Linked DNA regions of Homo sapiens: region 1 is linked to region 2. Evidence: chromatin contacts called from ENCODE Hi-C or POLR2A ChIA-PET data. All regions are on one chromosome and are shown on one strand. Each heading gives the region's core, a stretch centred on a gene start or an enhancer-like site at or near the end of the contact. The rest is flanking DNA. Distances are from core to core; before and after follow the strand shown. Region 1 has its middle 110 kb from the start of REEP3. Region 2 overlaps JMJD1C (jumonji domain containing 1C).

Region 1 (3,738 bases), core at 1-2,500, 390 kb before region 2:
TTGGTTAAACAAATCGAATGGAAACGATTTGTTCAAGATGGGAGCATCAAATAGACGCAAGCTCTTCGAAACAGCCCTGATTCCCTGGCAAACGCTGTTGCTTAGCGAAACGTCAAAACCCCTGCGTGCAAACAAACGTCTGAGGGGCGCACCCGCCTTGAGCAAGCTTCTCCCGGCAGCTCGGGCTTTGGAGAACGTCTGGAGGACATTGGTAGCTCCTCCCTCTCCGGTTAAGGACTTGGTAGGGGGAAGAGGGCAGAGGATCCAGGATCTCCGGGTCGGGTCATCTGGGTTGACGCGTCCTGACACCCAGGACGGTGCAGGGGAGCTCCGGGGCGAGTCGCTTCGCGCCAGGAAAGGCCTGCGTCTCAGCGCTGGAACAGAGGGGAGAAGCAGAGGGGAGCCCCGCCCTCGGTCCAGTTCTGGAGCAGTGCGCCCCTCCCCCGCCCCGGAAACGTCCCCGCCGCCCCTCCCTCCACCACCACCTCCCGGGGACCTAGGTTGTAAAATCCCACGCAGTGGGGCGGGCACGGTGACGGGGGTGGGGCGGGTGGCGTAAGGCGCCACCGCCCACTGGCACGGCACCAGCGCCCTCCAGCACCCAACCGCCGCCTCCCTCTCCCCGGCGCGGCTCCAGCCTCCCCCCGCCAGCCCAGCCCCCCCAGCGTGGCTCCAGCCTCACTGCACCCACCCACCCTGCACCGCAACCTCCCAGCACCCTAGCTGCCCGGCCGGCCCAGCTCGGCTCTGGAGGGCGTCCCTCGCATCTGGACTCCCTCTGCCCGAGGGAGGAGCCGCAGCCGCGGTCGCCCCGCCCCTGGCGTTCTTTGACTCCCCCGGCCTCTTGGACATCTGGGTGCGGGGGTTAGTGCATCAGATGTGGCTCCTGGGCCGCCAGATGTGCGCGTTCCCCGCCCGGGGCAGGCGGCCGGCGAGTCTGGGAGGACGCGTGGGAGGGGCTGGGAGTTTTCCCTCCTAGCAGACTTAAAAGCCAGCAGAACCTCCAGCCCCCTGGGCTCCCGGCCTGGGCCTCCTGGGTCTCCGGGACGCACTGCCCAACGGAAAAGTTTTCAGCCCAGTCTGTGCCTCGCCGCCAAGCAGCCCTTGGGGCTTCTCAAAGTGGTAGAGAAAATAGGACAGCTCTACAGGATGCCCCAAAGAAAACCCTCATTTGTCGACCAGGCGACCTTAGTGCTGGCGTGGGACTACAGCTGCGCAGCCAGCAAACCCCAGTTGGGGGAGGGGGAGAAGTGGCAGTAGAGTTCGCATCTGGGGCTTGCTCTAAAGCGCTCTTTGACTGCTTTTGGATTCCATATTTGAAGTTGAGAGTCGTATTCCACCTGGTACAGGCAGTTCAGGGCAGGAGAAAAGCCAAGTGAACTCTGTGACTCAATCCCCTTGGAATGTGCCTGGAATAATAATAGGGACTTGAAAGGGTTTTATGGCCGAGGTGGCTAGTGGAGAGCAGTCTCCTACGCCTTGCAGTTGGCGGTCGGCCGAGGGGGGCAGTATTGCCTTATGCAGAGCTTCTGCGCCTGCAAACGGGACAAAAATAGTCGGAGCATCTGGTTTAAATCAACCAAAAAGCATTTCTATCAGCTTAATCCACCGGCCTACAGAACTGACAGAACAGGACAAGCCAAATATATTCCCGGTACTCTTTTAACACTCCAATAATAGCTAAGCCCAATCACACTTTACCGCTGGGATTTCTGTGTCCTACCATACAACTGTCGTTATTTTATAGATGTTGCAAATTAAACTTCCTTTTCTGGAGTTGTGTGTGGGCATGTGCTTAAGCAGTTACATTTGCAAGCAACGCTCGACTACGCTGCCCTTTTCGTTTTCCTTTTTCTTTCTCTCTTTTGGTATGAGGTCTTAGAATAGTCAAAAGTATCTAAGGCCAACATATGGGTTGCTTACACCACTAAATATATAGCTGCATTTCCCTCTCTTAACGCCCTAATCAGGATTCCAAAGGCAAGTTGGAACAAAAGAAAAAACGTGTCTGAGTGTAAAGGGAGAATTTGTGCCAAGAATTACAGTCGCAGGGTAAATAACCTTGTTTTCTCCTTCATCAGTGGCCGCTACCAAGTCCCGTTCTTGGAAAGTGGCCAACAGTCTGTCTGGTGGAGGGTGCTGCTAATTAGAGAGAGCCCATAAACCTCTCTGTCAAAGAGGGCATGTGACCTTCTCTTCAAGTCTGAACAATAAAGCCGGCGAACTGCAGACTGCACTCAACACTGGCTGCCCCGCGGATTCCCTAAATAGGAACAGGATGAAGGCCAGGCTCAAGAGGTTACCATAGCTCTGCTCCCACACTTTGAGGAATCGGTCACTCCACTTCCCCATATAACTTGTTTCAATTACTCTCTACAATCTATTTAGAGGAGAGCAGCTTGCAGAGAGCACTCATTGTCTAATCTAAATGAGGAAGCAATTATTACTTGCTGCAGTCTAATGTGCTTTGAGACTGGTGGGTCAAAGAGCAACCTGATTTCTTGTAACGTGTCTTTGCACTTTGGAAGATACACCTTTTTAATGACATTTATTTACTCCTGCTTTTAGGACACATTTTTCTTTCTATTAAGATTACAAAATTAAGGTGTTTTTCCCCTTCTCAGTCTTCAATGTCCTTTTTAATTTTAGAATTTAAGCTATTGTAAACACCCCAAGTACTTTTGCATATTGTTTAATGTTAAATATTATTTTTTTTAGTGCTTTCTTATAGGCATGTTCTCTGATTATAGCAAAATAGAGTTCTCTAAGTCTTCCCTTCTTTGTTTAATTTACCTCCCTGGGAGCCCCCTTGCTAGCTTTAATTTTATACAACATGTTGTAAACTATAAATAATACAGCTCCACTTTCCTAGAACATATGGAAACTGTCGCCTGCTATATATCCTAACTGTACTTGCTTTCAGCTTAAAGACTGAATAAAGTTAATCTCCTGTGTAAAAAGGCATTTAGCCTTTTGTGTGTGTGTGTGTGCATTTTATTAGTTAAAACCCAGTATGGAACAGCACATGAAATTCTTGTTGTGAACAGAGCACATAAAAGGGTTTACAAGGTGTGGTTTGAAGAGAGGAAGCCGTGGAACAAATGTTGGTGGAAAGGAGAGGAAGGAAGGAAAGCACTTCCTGAGAGGATACTCCTCCTGTTTCAGCTGCATCCTCTCTTCAGATTCTTCCTGTTTGTCTTAGTCCATAACTGATAGTAAATTATTTGTCTTCATTTTTTTCTATTCACTTTAAAAGCATCCTTTCTCTCTGTACTAAAGCTACTCTTGAAACCAAATCCATTAACTTCCAATGACTTAACAACTTTACTTCATTTAACATTCTGATAATCTGAAACTTTTGTATTATATAATACATGTATGGAAGGAATCATTTCCATGTTAACTTTCCAAGTATTCTGTGATCTCTAAGACAACCAACTGTGACGTAATTAACAACAGAGTCCGAAGTCACAAACATTGCGGTTGCTTGGGTCGTAGGTTGGTCACTGTTTTTTGTTTTTGTTTTTGAGACAGCATCTCACTGTGTCACCTAGGCTGAAGTGTGGTGGTGCAATCACAGCTCATTGTAGCCTCAATTTCCCGGGCTCAAGCGATCCTCTTGCCTCAGCCCCGCAAATAGCTGGGACTACAGGTGTGCGCCAGCCACCACGTCCAGCTAATTTTTGTATTTTTTATAGAGATGGGGTTTTGCCATGTTGCCCAGGCTGGTCTCCAACT
Region 2 (3,440 bases), core at 878-3,377:
ACTTTAAAAAGTGGTGATGGTAGATTGGCAGCTTGACAGCATGAGGTTATGGAAGAACTAAAAAACAGTTACAACTAAAATTTTGTCTTTCTGGAACAATTTGTTATAGAGGTTACAGTTTACATCGATTATAACTGCATCATAATATAAAGATAACCATGAGTATTAATTTAAAGACCTTATGTTCAGTATGTTATTTCATGAAGGAACTCTAAATATTTTTATTCAAAATTAATAGAATTTCAGCAAATTATGTTATATAAACTCCTTTTTTAAAGATAAACTATAATAAGCATTTAATATGCTTCATTCAGTTTATGTTCTCTTCCCTTTTTTAAATTAAATTTTCTAAATACGTTAAACTTTCTAGGAGCAGTAAAAAAAAAATGCTGAAAGGCATCGTAAAGAGTACTATGGATAATACCTTCCTTAAAAATTCTAGGTGGCTAATGTGCTTTTCTATTATGATACATTGGAATTTTAGTTATAGCTTCCTTCCTTTTTTTCTTTTTTTTTTTTTTTGAGATGGAGTCTCACACTGTCACCCAGGCTGGAGTGCAGTGGCACAATCTTGGCTTGCTGCAACCTCCACCTCCCAGGTTCAAGCGATTCTCATGCCTCAGCCTCCCAAGTAGCTGGGATTACAGGCACCTGCCTCCATACCCGGCTTTTTTTTTTTTTTTTTTTTTTTTTTTTAGTAGAGACGGGGTTTCACTGTGTTGGCCAGGCTGGTCTCTAAGTTTTGACCTTGTGATCTGCTCACCTTGGTCTCCCAAAGTGCTAGGATTACAGGCATGAGCCACTGTGCCTGGCCGCCTTTTTTTCTTTTTGTGTAATTTAACACATTTCTTATGTACAGGTTGAGTATCCCTAATCCAAAAATCTAAAATCTGAAAAACCCCAGAATCTGAAACACTCAAAGGAAGTGCTCATTGGAGCATTTTGGATTTCAGATTTTCTAATTATGTGTGCTCAACTACTAAGCGTAATGCAAATGTTACAGAATTTTTAAAAATCTGAAATCTGAAACACTTCTGACTCCAAGCATTTTGGATACAACCTGTATTTGTAATTGCTCTACAAAGACCTCAGTGAAGGAAGTGGATGGACTCAAATAGGTGTCATAAAAGACTAAGTCACTGGGCAAGTCTAGCAAGTCTTGCTGATCATTCCAATTTGTACTGGATTGTATTCGTTCTTTCTGAGAAAATAGAAGTATGGTACTATAGTTCATTTATAGATTCATCATTTCCATAGCACTATATGCTAAAAGTGAAAATCAGCCCAAAAAACTTCGATGTGGTATTAATTTGGAAGTTACATTCATTGCACTGTATATTAAAAAAAAATTTTTAGTGAGTGTTTGGCGAGGCACAGTGGCTCACGCCTGTAATCCCAGCTCTTTGGGAGGCCAAGGCGGGCAGATCACCGGAGGTCAGGAGTTTGAGGCCAGCCTGGGCAACATGGTGAAACCCTGTCTCTACTAAAAATACAGAAATTAGCTGGGCATGGTGGCAGGCACCTGTAATCCCAGCTACTCGGGAGGCTGAGGCAGGAGAATCACTTGAACCTGGGAAGCGGAGGTTGCAGTGGGCCGAGATTGCGCCATTGCACTCCAGCCTGGGGGACAAGAGCAAGATGTCTTAAAAAAACAAAACAAAACAAAACAAAAACAGTGTTTGTTCTGTATGAATCAATCATTGACACGATGTATATGTATACTATTTCAATATTAGTTGTTTTTAAATATATATTTAGAGACAGGGTCTCTCTGTTTCCCAGGCTGGTCTTGAACACCTGGCCTCAAATGATCTTCCTGCCTCAGCTTCTCAAAGTGCTGGTATTACAGGCATGAGCCACCATGCCCAGCCTCAGTATTAGTTTGTGCACAGGAATTTTCAGTAGAATACTTTATACAAGTATATAATTTTACTTCTTTTTTGTTGTTGACCTCCCTCCCCAGCTTCCCAGGAATTTTTTACTTCTTAAAGCTTGGGTTGTGCTGGAGGAATATTTTCAGTTACTACTTTGGAAAATATTAAACAGTTCCCAGGCCTTCCTGAGTTTGTTTCAGTTTAAGTTTGAGGAAGCTGCAGTTAGTAAATTGTGGTTGGCAGATGCTGTAAGCAGGTGACTCAGTAGGTTAAACTCATGATGACTCAACTGTGTAAAAGTCATGCCAATAAATAGCTTGAAAGAAAAACTGCCTTCCAGACTTTTGAACTGCCATAAAAAGTTCAAAACTATTATTAAAAGTATCACAAAGAATATTAACATGTGGCTTTAGAAGAAAACACATTTTTCTTCAAGTGGTTTTATAATGTTTTCTTAATTTATCTGATTTTTTTACTCTGGTTATTCTGAGAGGAGCGGACCTTATACCAATGACACTTAGCAAATTGTAGTTAAAATGCAGGAATATTACAGGTCTGGATCAAGTTTATTCAAGGGAATATTGTTATGAAAGATAGGTTTCAGTTGGGTGATCAACCAAGAAACCCTATTAGTAGTTATTTTTAATTAATAAAAAAGCTAGTTAATAGCTGTTAATGTAATATTGCTGTAACCGAATAGATAAAGCAAGATACACAGTTGTTTGTTGTGATTTGATGTAATAGGACATGTATATTAAGATAGTATATCCAATTCCAAAATTACTCTTGAGGATTTTCATAAATTATATAATCTATTTATGATATCCATTTCTAGTCTTGGAATACCATATTCTTCTAACCTGGTTTTAATTTAGCTACGTCATTTTCTGTTTTTAAAAATAACAATAAAATGATTGGATAAATTGGGTCATCTTCCTTTTTATGTGACCATATTCCTAATAATGTAGGTAAGTTATTGAAAACCTAGCAGAGAGCATGCAAAATTTTGATTATGCAAGCGCATGGATGGGGAAAAGGGTATGTGGGAAGTGCTTTGACATTAGACAGACCTTTGCTGATTTGCCTTCTAGCTGTGTGATTTTGGAGAAATTACCTAATAATATCAAAATAGCAGAGGTATTGTTAGGATTAAATGAGGTTAATCTTTGTGAAAGTGCTTCTCTTGTGACAATTTAAAAAATCTTTTAATTTACAGTGGCAAGTAAATATGCTTAACTGTTAAATAGATAAATAATCTTTCTGAATAATAGGGAATTGACTGAATTTTGGTTTTGTGTTCATGCTGATTTTCTTTCTTTCTTTCTTTTTTTGAGACCAAGTTTTGTTCTTGCTGCCCAGGCTGGAGTGCAATGGCACAACCTCGGCTCACTGCAACCTCTGCCTCGCGGGTTCAAGCAGTTCTCCTGCCTCATCCTCCCTGATAGCTGGGATTACAGGCGCTTGCCACCACACCCAGCTAATTTTTTGTATTTTTAGGAGCGATGGGGTTTCACTGTGTTGGCCAGGCTGGTCTCGAACTCGTGACCTCAGGCGATCCACCTGCCT

What was found. A loop is a pair of places that touch in the nucleus more often than their neighbours do. ChIA-PET counts read pairs that join two places held with the same protein, here RNA polymerase II (POLR2A). Pooled maps may share reads with other maps.
Region 1: a pooled map shows a loop between it and region 2 (4-fold over the local background). The contact joins two enhancer-like sites. A Hi-C loop is called at or near these places in 1 of 168 maps with a recorded cell type or tissue (naive thymus-derived CD4-positive, alpha-beta T cell), 2 of 37 single-sample maps with no recorded cell type and 11 of 50 pooled maps. POLR2A ChIA-PET finds 5 or more read pairs at or near these places in 20 of 52 experiments (A549, AG04449, BJ and 16 more).

Annotation. Positions count from the first base shown.
Region 1 is chr10:63,627,328-63,631,065 of GRCh38, reverse strand. No RefSeq gene overlaps it. Among named protein-coding and RNA genes, the nearest start is that of REEP3, 110 kb to the right of the region's middle. RefSeq lists a silencer at 411-740 and enhancers at 1,211-1,260, 1,271-1,450, 1,841-2,050. Within about 2 kb of position 1,250, at least 41 of the 41 ENCODE cell types and tissues checked have a DNase peak (open chromatin) inside an H3K27ac peak, as active enhancers do; they include PC-3 and PC-9, where a contact is called at or near this core.
Region 2 is chr10:63,235,263-63,238,702 of GRCh38, reverse strand. All of the region lies in intron 3 of JMJD1C (jumonji domain containing 1C), which reads left to right. Among named protein-coding and RNA genes, the nearest start is that of NRBF2, 100 kb to the right of the region's middle. Within about 2 kb of position 2,127, at least 15 of the 41 ENCODE cell types and tissues checked have a DNase peak (open chromatin) inside an H3K27ac peak, as active enhancers do; they include PC-3 and PC-9, where a contact is called at or near this core.